2 separate regions of the Homo sapiens genome follow, and region 1 is linked to region 2. A link is a loop called in an ENCODE intact Hi-C map of the cell type or tissue named here. Cell type or tissue: CD14-positive monocyte. All regions are shown on one strand. Links, peaks and the distances in the headings refer to the core of each region. The heading gives the core; the rest is flanking DNA.

Region 1 (5,372 bases), core at 227-5,226, 50 kb after region 2:
GTTAGAGATCAGCCTGGGCAACATATAGAGATGCCATCTCTACAAAAAATACAAATAGCTGAGTGGGGTGTCACAGGCCTATAGTCTCAGCTACTCAGGAGGCTGAGGTTGGAGGATGGATTGCTTAAGCCTGGGAGGCAGAGGTTGCAGTGAACCAAGATTGCACCACTGCGCTCCAGCCCAGGTGACACAGTGAGACCCTGTCTCAGAGGAGAAAAAAAAAAAAAACTTTCAACATTATAATTTAAAAAGATGTTTTAGGCTTAATTTAGAAAGTTTACATTGTTCAACAGAAGCCGGGTTTATTTTTAGAGGAATAGTTGGATGCAAACTCTCAAAATTTTCTGAACTTAATGTTTACTTCTGAAACTGCTTCCTCAGGCTTGTTTTATAAGCTTTGTCTTTTTACAGGCCTTCAGTTTTAGCTTTATCATGGGTTGATCAGCCGTCCTGGTGTTCCTGGGACTGAGGAGTTTCTTGGGATGTGGGACTCTCAGTGCTAAAACCAGGGATATTTCAGGCAAACTAGAATGACAGAATGAGTTAAGATGGATTATGTCCTGATAAACCCATCAATAGTTGGAAGTATCATAAGTTGAAAACGCATGTAATACACCAAACCTACAGAACCTCATAGCTCAGCCTAGCCTACTTTAAATGTACTCAGAACAATATACATTAGGCTGGCTAATGTAATCAGCCTACAGTTGGGCTGAATCATGTAACACAAAGCCTGTTGTATAATAAAGTGTTGAATATCTGTGTCATTTACCTAATACTGTCTTGAAAGTGAAAAACACTGGTTATATAGGTATGTGAAGTACAGTTTGGGTATTGTATTGTACCATCATAAAGTAGAAAAATCCTAAGTCAGCCCATCGTAAGTAGGGGACTGACTGTAGTCAATCACCCTATTCTTCTTGAACCTCAAAAAGCAAAATCCATCAGTTTAAATGTAGACCCACATGTGTAGCCTTTACTTTTTTTTTCTTTTTTTTTATTTAAGAGCTAGAGTCTTGCTCTGTTGCCCAGGCTGGAGTGCAGTGGTGCGATCTCAGGTCACTGCAACCTCCACCTCACGAGTTCAAGTGATTCTCCTGCCTCAGCCTTCTGAGTAGCTGGGATTACAGCTACGTGCCACCATGCCTGGCTAGTTTTTGTATTTTTAGTAGAGATGGGGTTTCACAAGGCTGGTCTTGAACTCCTGACCTGAAGTGATCCGCCTGCCTCAGCCTCCCAAAGTGCTGGGATTGCAGGCATGAGCCACTGCGCCCGGCCTAGCCTTTAAATTTGATTAAGGTGCTTTGATTAGTTTATTTCCTTGGGAGGCAGAAGTGTTTACAAAGAAGAGGCCCCAGGATAGGCTGTGTCCATGTGGTTTCAGGACGTGGGCGCTGCTTTCCGGGTGGGCTGGTGAGGGCATTTTTTGCTGCCCAGCTCTCATGTTTCCCAGGCTTGCTATTTGTTTTCTAATCCAGGCAACAGAAATACCACTTGTGTCCATGATTTTCATGCTGGATCTAAGATGTTGAGGCAGCAAATTCTTATTCTGACTAATTTAACAGTCTTTCGGTTTAGCCTGTGCTTGGGGCTGTGCTTAGAATTTTGATAAAAATGGTTGTATCTGGGTCATTTGGAAAGGAATTTGGCTGTCTGGAAAATAGAACATATAATAGAACAGGTGGTTATTAAAGCACCAGGCCAAGTGGAGACCATGATTTCTCTTTGATTTAGATGCAAAGATTGCTATATAGGTTGACACACAAAGATTTATAATTTGTAATTTAAGAAAATAATTGTTCAGGGAGCAGAAACCAGAAAGTAATGTATGAGTATTTTTTCTTGAACTGCATTTTCTTCTTTCTAAAAGCATGGAAGTCTTTAATTCCCCTTCCACAGCTCTTAAGGCTGTCAAATGTATTGGGAATGGGGCCTGGCCCCTGAGATGTGTAGGTTATACATCATACAACTCAGGGGCCAGGCACCATTCACATCACATTTATCCTAGATTTGTCTTGAAGGGGTGCTTTTTCTGACCCACATGAGAATTTCCCTGGGCTAGTGGCAGCCAGCATGACTGCCTCACCAACCCCTCTAGCAAGGACTCTTAGAGGAAAACATGAAGAAAATCACATTTTTCTTCTGTTAGCATTTTATAGACTTCTTCACTCCACTCCAGACCTTTGGATGTCTGACCTGAGGACAATCAATATGTTTTTCTAGAGTTTTTAGCACGCAGCAGCATAGTGGCTTAGAGTGCAGACCAAGGAGTCAGTGCCATAATTTTCTACCTGTATAATCCTGTGCAAGTTGGCCTCTCTGTGCCTCAGTTTCCCCATCTGTAAAATGGGGGCAGCACATTCCTCATTGGACTGTTGGGGAGGTTAAATGGATTAATGCTGTAAAGTACTTAGAATAGGGCCTGACACATTGCATGTAAATGTTACCAGCCTCGTTCAGCTTTGCCTCTGACACTGAGCTGATGTACCTGGGTCTGGCAATACAACATTGTAGATGCTGATTAAAACTTGAGGCACATGTGAAGAAACCATGACTATTCCCATGACCCCGTGAGAAGGTTGGTCAAATAGTTTCTTTGTCTTCTGCTGGGTTTCACTTCCTGCTGTCTCAGCTGTACCCCCTAATGTTGGTGTGTGGTTGTCTCTTTCTGTGCCAGCCGCTCCCATGAGAGGAGCCTCTCATTGCCGGGACTTTAGTGGCTCGGGACAGTGCCCCATGAGCGCTCCAGTTAAGCCAACAGATGGGTACTTCTAGGCTGGAGGCACTGCCTCGCCAGGGCAGTATCTGCTCTCTGTGGATGTCCGAATTCTCACGGGTGGGCTCAGCGAGACAGTACGCTCCATGTGACCCACTCTGGTCTCAAAAGCTAGAAAAATGCTCTGGAAGGATATTGAACACCTATGTGGGGCTCTGTGGTTCAGGTTAGGTTACTCCATTAGATCATTTGTATCTGGAAAGAACAGGGATGGCTCCAACACTGTACAAGCCTGCAGTCCTCCTAAGGCTAAAAGACACAAGGTGGTACCCGTGTCATGGTGGTGGGAGGTTAAAGATTAGTGTTTGTGTGTGTGTGTCTGTGTGTGTACATGTGCACGTGTGCAACTCTTGCTTTGTGTGTGTGGCATTTCACTTTCCTAATCAATTTAGGCAACCTGTTGGGGCTTCGGAATAGTGCATCTAGGTTGGAAGTATCTCCCAGTGAATGGGTCACACTGTCACACTGGGCTTCCAGCAGACCCCATACCACCCACCGGTGAAACTTGAGTAAAGCTACTCTAAGAATACAGAGCATTGGAGAAGTGCTTTATTCGGTTAACTTTACCACCACCAGGGAATGTCTGGGTTGTTCTCAATGATCAGTATGAAGGTCTGTGGGGTTGTGGACACATTCAGGGTTGGACTGGGGTTCGTATTAGTCAGCCGACTGGGTATCTTTATTCACAGAAGAGGCAAAATTAGCAAATAACCCCATCAAAATCATCTTGATAGTTGTTCTCACCAAGGTTGCTATCACCTCTATAATTATGAAAATGTTTTATGAGGTAGGCTTGGGAATTTGAACACCTTTTGAGAACTGTTGGGAACAACCTTCTCAGTTAAGTAAAGAAACTACTTACCAGAAAACATGTGGAGGACACTGGGGTGATAATTCATGGTCATTTCCGATAAGCTACTTCTAGGGCCAGAATCTCTGCTGAATCTCAGCTTCCTGATTTAATGAAGACAAGGAAATGAAACCGCCCTGCCGACTGTTTGTGCTTTTAATAGGCCGAGTTTTCAGAAAGAGAAGACAGTTAAATTAGTTTTCCTTTTTGCCCTTTTCATTCTCCCTGCTTCTGTCCTGCAGATCAAGGCCTTTGAAAGGAAGGGGAAGAGGAAGTGTTTTCTTGCTTAGTGAATAGGATGCACCTGTCCCCTGAGGAAGATTCCCTGTGTGTGCTTGTATGTAAATGTACATACTCTCTTACTGTCCTCTTTTTCCTCCTCACAAATGTAAGCCTGTATGTGCTTCATATTAATACTTGGCATTCCCATGAGCCTGCAAAGTCTGGAGGGAGAGGCCAGGCCCGTGCTTCTGGCCGCTGTGACCCAGCACCTGGCGGAGGCCCTCACTGAGTCCTGTCCCCTGAGTGGAGGTGAAAGGTAGACAAGGAAGACCCCACAGTTGGAGAGCCTGCCATGGACAGGTCGCGCATTGTTTCACTTGGGCCTGGTTGAGCGTATTACTGGGAGTGGGGGAAGTTGACGCTGTGACGTAGTCCTGGGGCGAGCTTGGAAGGTGCTCTGGGCTTGTCAGTTGACAGTGTGTCATTAGGGATATGAGCGGCAATGCGATGTCCTCCCCTGCAAGGAAGGAGATGTTTCAGACTTACCATTGACTGAAACAGGGAGACGAGTGCTCTCTCATGGAAACAGGGGAGATTTGAGATCAGTCACAAACACTTACCAAGGCCCAGGTTCAGTCCACTCCTGGAGCTTTGAGGGGCTAGTGTGTAAAGGGCACAGAAGCCCTTTTGCTAGGTGCACTGGCCTGAGAGCTTCGAGGGGATTTGCCAATGGGATTGTGCCACAATTTTTATTACTTTTTCCCTAGTCTTCGTGGTCTAAGTTTTGTTTTCTCAATCTTTCTTTTCTCATCTTCCTTGTGTGGAGTTAACTTTTAATCAGGGAAAGGGAATACATCGAGCTATTGATGAATGAATCACTGGAGAAAACAGTGAAGTGGGATTTTTATTTCAGGGTCTCTTAGGTGGCAGTGCCGGGTGACAGGTGGGGGTGTCCCTTGTCTTCCATTGTCCCGGAGACTAACCATCAGCCTCTACCTAATTGAATGGCATTTTTATGTGTTTTTCATGAACGGTGGTGGATGGAGATGTGTGGAGGACTAGCAGCTCTTCATGCTGGAGGGAGTTATTCCGCCTCTGCTCTCAGACAGCCTGTGACCAGGCACGGGTCACATTGCTGCCCTGGACTTGCACTGTATGGCATTTGAATGTCATGTAGGGGCACCGTGTATTTCAGTGGCTGTGTCTAGGCAGCCCGAAAGCCACTGAATCCCTCATGTCCACTCTGCAGCCGACATTCACTCAGCATCCTGGAAAAGTGCCCACTGGGGCAGGAGCTTCTCTTGCTCATGTGGACATGACGGTAAGTCCTTCTTGGAGAGGCAGCATCAAGTCATGTTGTTCGTTCTGTGGCCAGGAGGTACAAAGTCAGCTGTTTCTGCTTTTAAGTGATGTGGGCTTAAGGAAGAGGGAAGGAGGAATGAAGGAAAGAAAGGAATTGAGGAGGGAATGAAAGAAGGAGAGGGAGGGAGGGAGAGGAAGGGAAGGAGGGAGAGGAAGGGAAGG
Region 2 (5,372 bases), core at 155-5,154:
AGCAGTCAGCAGTGATTATTCTTTAAAAATTGAGAATTCCTTTTTCAGAGCATAGAGGGTGAGGCGTCAGCCCGGCCCCAGGAACCTGGGTCCTGGGAAAACAGCCAGCACACAGCCTTGGGTGAGCACCTTCTCTCCCTGAGCCTCAGTTTCCCCATCTGGAAACGCCACGGCCTTCCCGTGGGGCTGTCGACAGCCCTTCCCATACTATGGAGCTCTTAGGATCATACACACATTTAAGCAAAGGGGGTCGAGAGCCCCATTCCCGGGAAAGGGCCCAACTTTAAGTGTTGCAGAATTTATGGACTGAACAACTGCTTGGCTGATTAGCACAGTTTTGTCCCGATAGTAATGTTTTAGAGTGTAGGTGTCATGGAAGGAATGCAAACACAATGGGAGCTGGTCTTGTGCCTGAGGATAACACTTGTGCCTAACAAGGTAACACTTGGGCCTGAGGATACTGGCCTGGCCATGGTCCTACAGTGATTGGAGGGGAAGAGGCTCCAAAGGCTACAGAAGCTCCGTCGAGCCTGGAACACTGGTGGCCCTGCACGGTGCCCTGGGCCTGTCCGTGTCCTCAGCAGTCAAGGAGCACTGTCCACTCATTGAGTGACATCCTCATTGAGGATGCCTTGCCCGCAAGAAGGACCCTGCAGAGAGCCAGGAGCCTCTTCAGAGAGCCCCAGGGCAGCATCAGGATGAGGCAGGCTGTGTGGCTGTAATTAAGAGGCTACAGGTGGCTCTCTCAGGTGGACGCAGCAGACAGTGGCGCAGATGCGGCGGAGCTTGCTAGTCCTTATGCTGCCCTGTTGTGAGACGGATGGCCTTGGGAGGGTGTTTCCGCGTCCCTACGAGCGCATCACCTGTGGTCAGGCGATCACTGTATCCCTGGCCATGACATATTCTTTAAGTCGCTTCTTAGTTCCTAAGTCCCACCGCTCCCCATTGCCTCCTGAATGCAGTTGCTCTGATCCCAGGGCATGCATTTGGAGCCCTCTGGGACTGCTCCATGTGGTTCGTCCAGCTCTCTGGAACACTGTTCTCCACTTTCCCTTTGCACGACAAGCATCGTGGCCCTGTCTCTGTGCACCCCATGTGAGTGTCCTGGCCCTGTGTCTCTGTGCACCCTGCACTTCCACCCCCTGGGCCTGGAGCCCCATCTTCTCTCCATGGGTATGCTCTGCCCAGCCCACAGAACCCACATACCTTTCACACCCTCGGTCCATCCATTCCTGCCCTTTGTCTCATGCACGCCTCGACTCTGAAGCGTTTGCTCTCTTGTGTGGGTGCCTCGCTACCTACCCCTGGGCCCTTCTTGTTCCCTGTGCGGCCTGGCAGCCCTTGATGGCAGGGCTGATGTGTGTGCTGTTGTGGCCCCAAGGCCTCCCAGCAGAGCATCTGCACGGTGCTCCAGTGTGAAGCATTTGTGGGCTTGAAGGGGCTCTGAGTGTGAAAACCCGAGTAGTTTATATCTTTGAGACGTCAGGAGGCCATTCGAAAAATGCCTGGATTTGCACCTCCTGCCCACTGGCTGTCATGAACAGTCTCAGACAAGGCGAAGAGGGTAAGGAGAATCCAGTGAAGGTCTGTCTCTTCTCCATTTAGATTCAGCCATTAACTCTGCCACATCTGCTCTTTCCTTTTATCTGTCTGTATGTCTGTCTGTCTGTCTTGGGTGAACCATGAAACTTACTTTGCTTATGCCCTGTTGCTTCATTCCTAGATAATTTAGCAGACACCTCTGCAGAATAAGGGCACTCTTCTGTGATCCTGTTATCTCACCTAAGAGAGTTAGCAGGAATCTCCTTATCTTATCTTTTAAATCATTATCAATACCAGTTCACATTCAGGTTTTCCTGATTGTCCCTTAAAAATCTGCTGTAGTTTTTGTTAAAACTGGGTTCACTTGTGGCTTTTGTTATGCCCCTCCAATCTCCCTTATTCTAGACTAGTTTCTCAACATTGTACATATATTTGTGTGCAATGTACAATGTACACATAAATGGGTGTGTTCAGCAGCGTCCCTGGCCTCCATCCTCCAGGTGCCGGCAGCGCCACCTACTCCACCACCAGGTGTGACAACCCACACATTGCCAGGGACCTGCTGGCAGGCAGGATGCCCCATTGGAGAACTGTTCTAGCAGTCTCTTACTTTGCTTTTGAAGGTATTGACCCTTTGAAGAGACCAAGCCAATTATTTTGTCAAATGTCCTGCATTCTAGATTTATTGGGTCATTTCTTGATGGTGCCATTGAACTTGTTTCTTGATTCCCTGTATTTTCTGTAGCGTGGAAGTGGGGGCTAAACTAAAGGCTTTTTTGTGTTCCAGGGAAATAATTTTAGAAGTCTGCCTTTTAAAGTAGAGCAACTGGGTGGGCATGGTGGCTCATGCCTGTAATCCTTGTGCTCCAGGAGGCTGAGGCAGGAGGATCACTTGAAGCCAGGAGGTTGAGACCGGCCTGGTCAACATAGTGATACCCTGTCTCTACAAAACTAAAAATATTAACTGGGCATAGAAGTACATGCCTGTAGTCTCAGCTACTTGGGAGGCCGAGGTAGGAGGATGCCTTGAATACAAGAGATTGAGGCTACAATGAGCCATGTTTATGCCGCTGCACTCCAGCCTGGGCAGCAGAGTGAAACTCCGTCTCTAAAAATAAATAAATAATAAAATAAGATAAAAAAAATTAGAGCAACTTATGTGACTTTTTTTTTTTTTTTTTTAAACTGAGTCTTGCCATGTCGTCCAGGCTGGAGTGCAGTGGCTCAATCTCAGCTCAAGAGATTCTCCTGCCGCAGCCTTCTGAGTAGCTGGGACTACAGGCATGCATCACCATGCCTAGATAATTTTTTGTTTTTGTTTTTTGTATTTTTAGTAGAGACAGGGTTTCACCATGTTGGCCAGGCTGGTCTTGAACTCCTGACCTCAAGTGATCCACCTGCATCCACCTCCCAAAGTGCTGGGATTACAGGTGAACCACTGTGCCCCGCCCAACTTATGTGACTCTTTATGCTCACACAGAAACTACATTCTAGGGGTGCAGAGGGTATATTCATCAGATGGGAGAAGGCCACGGTGAGAATCACATGGCTCAGTCTGTTGGTGTCAGGGTCTGCACCGTATCTGCCCTAGATCTCTGGGCAGAGGTGTTGTTTCGGGGCAGTGCACTTTGCTCACTGGCAGGAAGGCAGCCCCGCTCTGTGCAGCCTTCCCCAGCAGCCTCCCTGAAGCAGCGGGGGGATCAGAGACAGGGAAGCACACTGTGTGTGTAAAATACTCTTGAGCCTAAAGTTGGAGTTTTCTCCTTTCCGCTTCCTGTTTTTTCATAGAAACCAACTGAAGGGTTATGAATTATTTGTTGACTTAAAAAAGTAGATGTGTGTTTTTCTGAGCTCTTTGTAACATTGAGATTTACCATGTTTACTCCAAAAGTGTTTCAAGGCCAAGTAGTAGTTGGAGACTAACCTGGTGAACTGTCACTTGTACCCTGAGATGCCTTTCCAGCCTCCGCGGTGGGCATTGTATGACCTGCACGTGAATGGATGGGTGACCCAAGCCACCCCTCTCTCCCTGGAGGTTTTGCTTGGTGTAGAATGTTATTCTGGGGACACAGCACTATATTTTTAACTATGGTCGAGATTAGAGGAGGCTGGGCCGGGCACGGTGGCTCACGCCTGTAATCCCAGCACTTTGGGAGGCTGAAGTGGGCAGATCATGAGGTCAGGAGATTGAGACCATCCTGGCTAACATGGTGAAACCCTGTCTCTACTAAAAAATACCAAAAATTTGCCGGGCTTGGTGGAGGGCACCTGTAGTCCCAGCTACTCAGGAGGCTGAGGCAGGAGAGTGGCGTGAACCTGGGAGGCAGAGCATGCAGTTAACCAACATCGTGCCACCGCACTCCAGCCTGGGCGACAGAGTGAGACTCCGTCTCAAAAAAAAAAAAAAAAAAAAAAAAAGAATTAGAGGAGGCTGAGTGTGGTGGCTCACACCTATAATCCCAGCAGTTTGGGAGGTCAAGGAGGGAGGATAGCTTGAGGCTGGAGTTCAAGACCAGCCTGGGAAACATAAGTAAGACCCTGTCTCTACAAAAAAAAAATTTTTTTTAAATTAGCTGGGCATATTAGTGTATGCTTATAATTCCAGCTACTCAGGAGACTGAGGTCAAAGAATTGCTTAAGCCCAGGAGTTCAAGGTTACAGTGAGCTATGATTGTGCCACTGCACTCCAGCCTGGGTGACAAGAGAGAGACACTATTAGTTACTTAACTCTGGCATTTGCTATTTCTGCACTAATTGTCAAAGTTGACTGAGCATTCTCAGTGCCCCTTCTGCCCAGTCATGGGCCATAAGCTTGTGTTTGGGATAGCATGTCTCTGTGTCATGTGTGGCTTGTTATGGTTGCCTGGAATGAACTTCAACACACCTCTGTTTGGCTGAGCGCTGCATTTGCAGGAGGTGAGAACCACTCAGGGCCTGAGGCAGAACCTGACCATGCTCATTTGGAGGAGAGGGCCTGGGGAGCTTAGTGCGCTCAAGAAGAAGGCAGATAGGGCTGTGTGTGCTGTAGAGGATGATAAACTGGGGGTGAGGGTGCAATGACGACACAGTGCCACATTTTAGAACTATGCTCTCATCTTGTGCAAACAGGTCTGTTTACAGCAGTTCATTTTTATGAGTTACAATTATTATTTCTGGATAATTTTGGTGTATGGTAATCATTAGAGTAAGCTGTGTGTCTGATTAAAGAATTTGTCTCTAATTTATGCCAATTTAAAGATGTCTTCTGTGTTCTCTTTGTCTCTGGGGGAGGGAAGCAGGTTGCTATGGAGACAACATAAGAAAAAGTGACAGGCAAGAAGGCTTGGCAGTTTCGATTTTGAAAATATTTGTGATGTAGGTAATTATATATGTAATAATGTTATGCAGCAGAACCATCTGCCTTTGGAGAGATGCATGTCATGGAATTTCATGGTAAAACAGTGTTTCTCTTAGGAACAAAATGTTATTTGTGTGCTATTAAGATATTGAAATTGTGGAAAATAAAGATGCAATGGAGCCCTAAGATTGTTTCCAGGGGTGCAGTTGCTGTATGATGTAAGGTGCCACCTATAGAATTTGGAAAGCTATTTTCACATGGAAACAAAACATTTGTATAGGAAGACTTACCTGAGACTGAATTATTTTATGTTGTAAATTGCTAAAATCAACTGTATTCAGGTTTATAACTGATTTTGATCAGTTTAAATGGCACAATTTTCTTTTTTAAAAAAAATTAAACTATACCTCATATTGTTTGGGGACCAATTTAACAAATTGGCCTATGGCAGTTTCCCTGTATCATCATTTTCCCAGGGATCTTGGCTTAGTTT

Evidence for each region. A loop is a pair of places that touch in the nucleus more often than their neighbours do. Peaks named below come from ENCODE experiments on the same cell type or tissue, not always from the same donor. Only the 100,000 strongest peaks of a DNase experiment are listed, where the experiment ranks them.
Region 1: a loop joins it to region 2, with 1.9 times the contacts of the local background. A loop is called at or near these places in 10 of 110 quality-filtered maps.

Annotation. Positions count from the first base shown.
Region 1 is chr2:109,252,041-109,257,412 of GRCh38, forward strand. All of the region lies in intron 1 of SH3RF3 (SH3 domain containing ring finger 3), which reads left to right. It also overlaps a transcript of RANBP2 not described here. Among named protein-coding and RNA genes, the nearest start is that of MIR4266, 59 kb to the right of the region's middle. RefSeq lists enhancers at 844-923, 1,034-1,163, 2,459-2,748. In CD14-positive monocyte, for the core only: no CTCF peak of the experiment used is centred there; DNase peaks (open chromatin) are centred at 2,591, 3,761 and 4,321; H3K4me3 peaks cover 1,616 bases; H3K27ac peaks cover 3,018 bases.
Region 2 is chr2:109,202,556-109,207,927 of GRCh38, forward strand. The region is part of intron 1 of SH3RF3 (SH3 domain containing ring finger 3); the gene reads left to right. It also overlaps a transcript of RANBP2 not described here. Among named protein-coding and RNA genes, the nearest start is that of MIR4265, 64 kb to the left of the region's middle. In CD14-positive monocyte, for the core only: no CTCF peak of the experiment used is centred there; no DNase peak of the experiment used is centred there.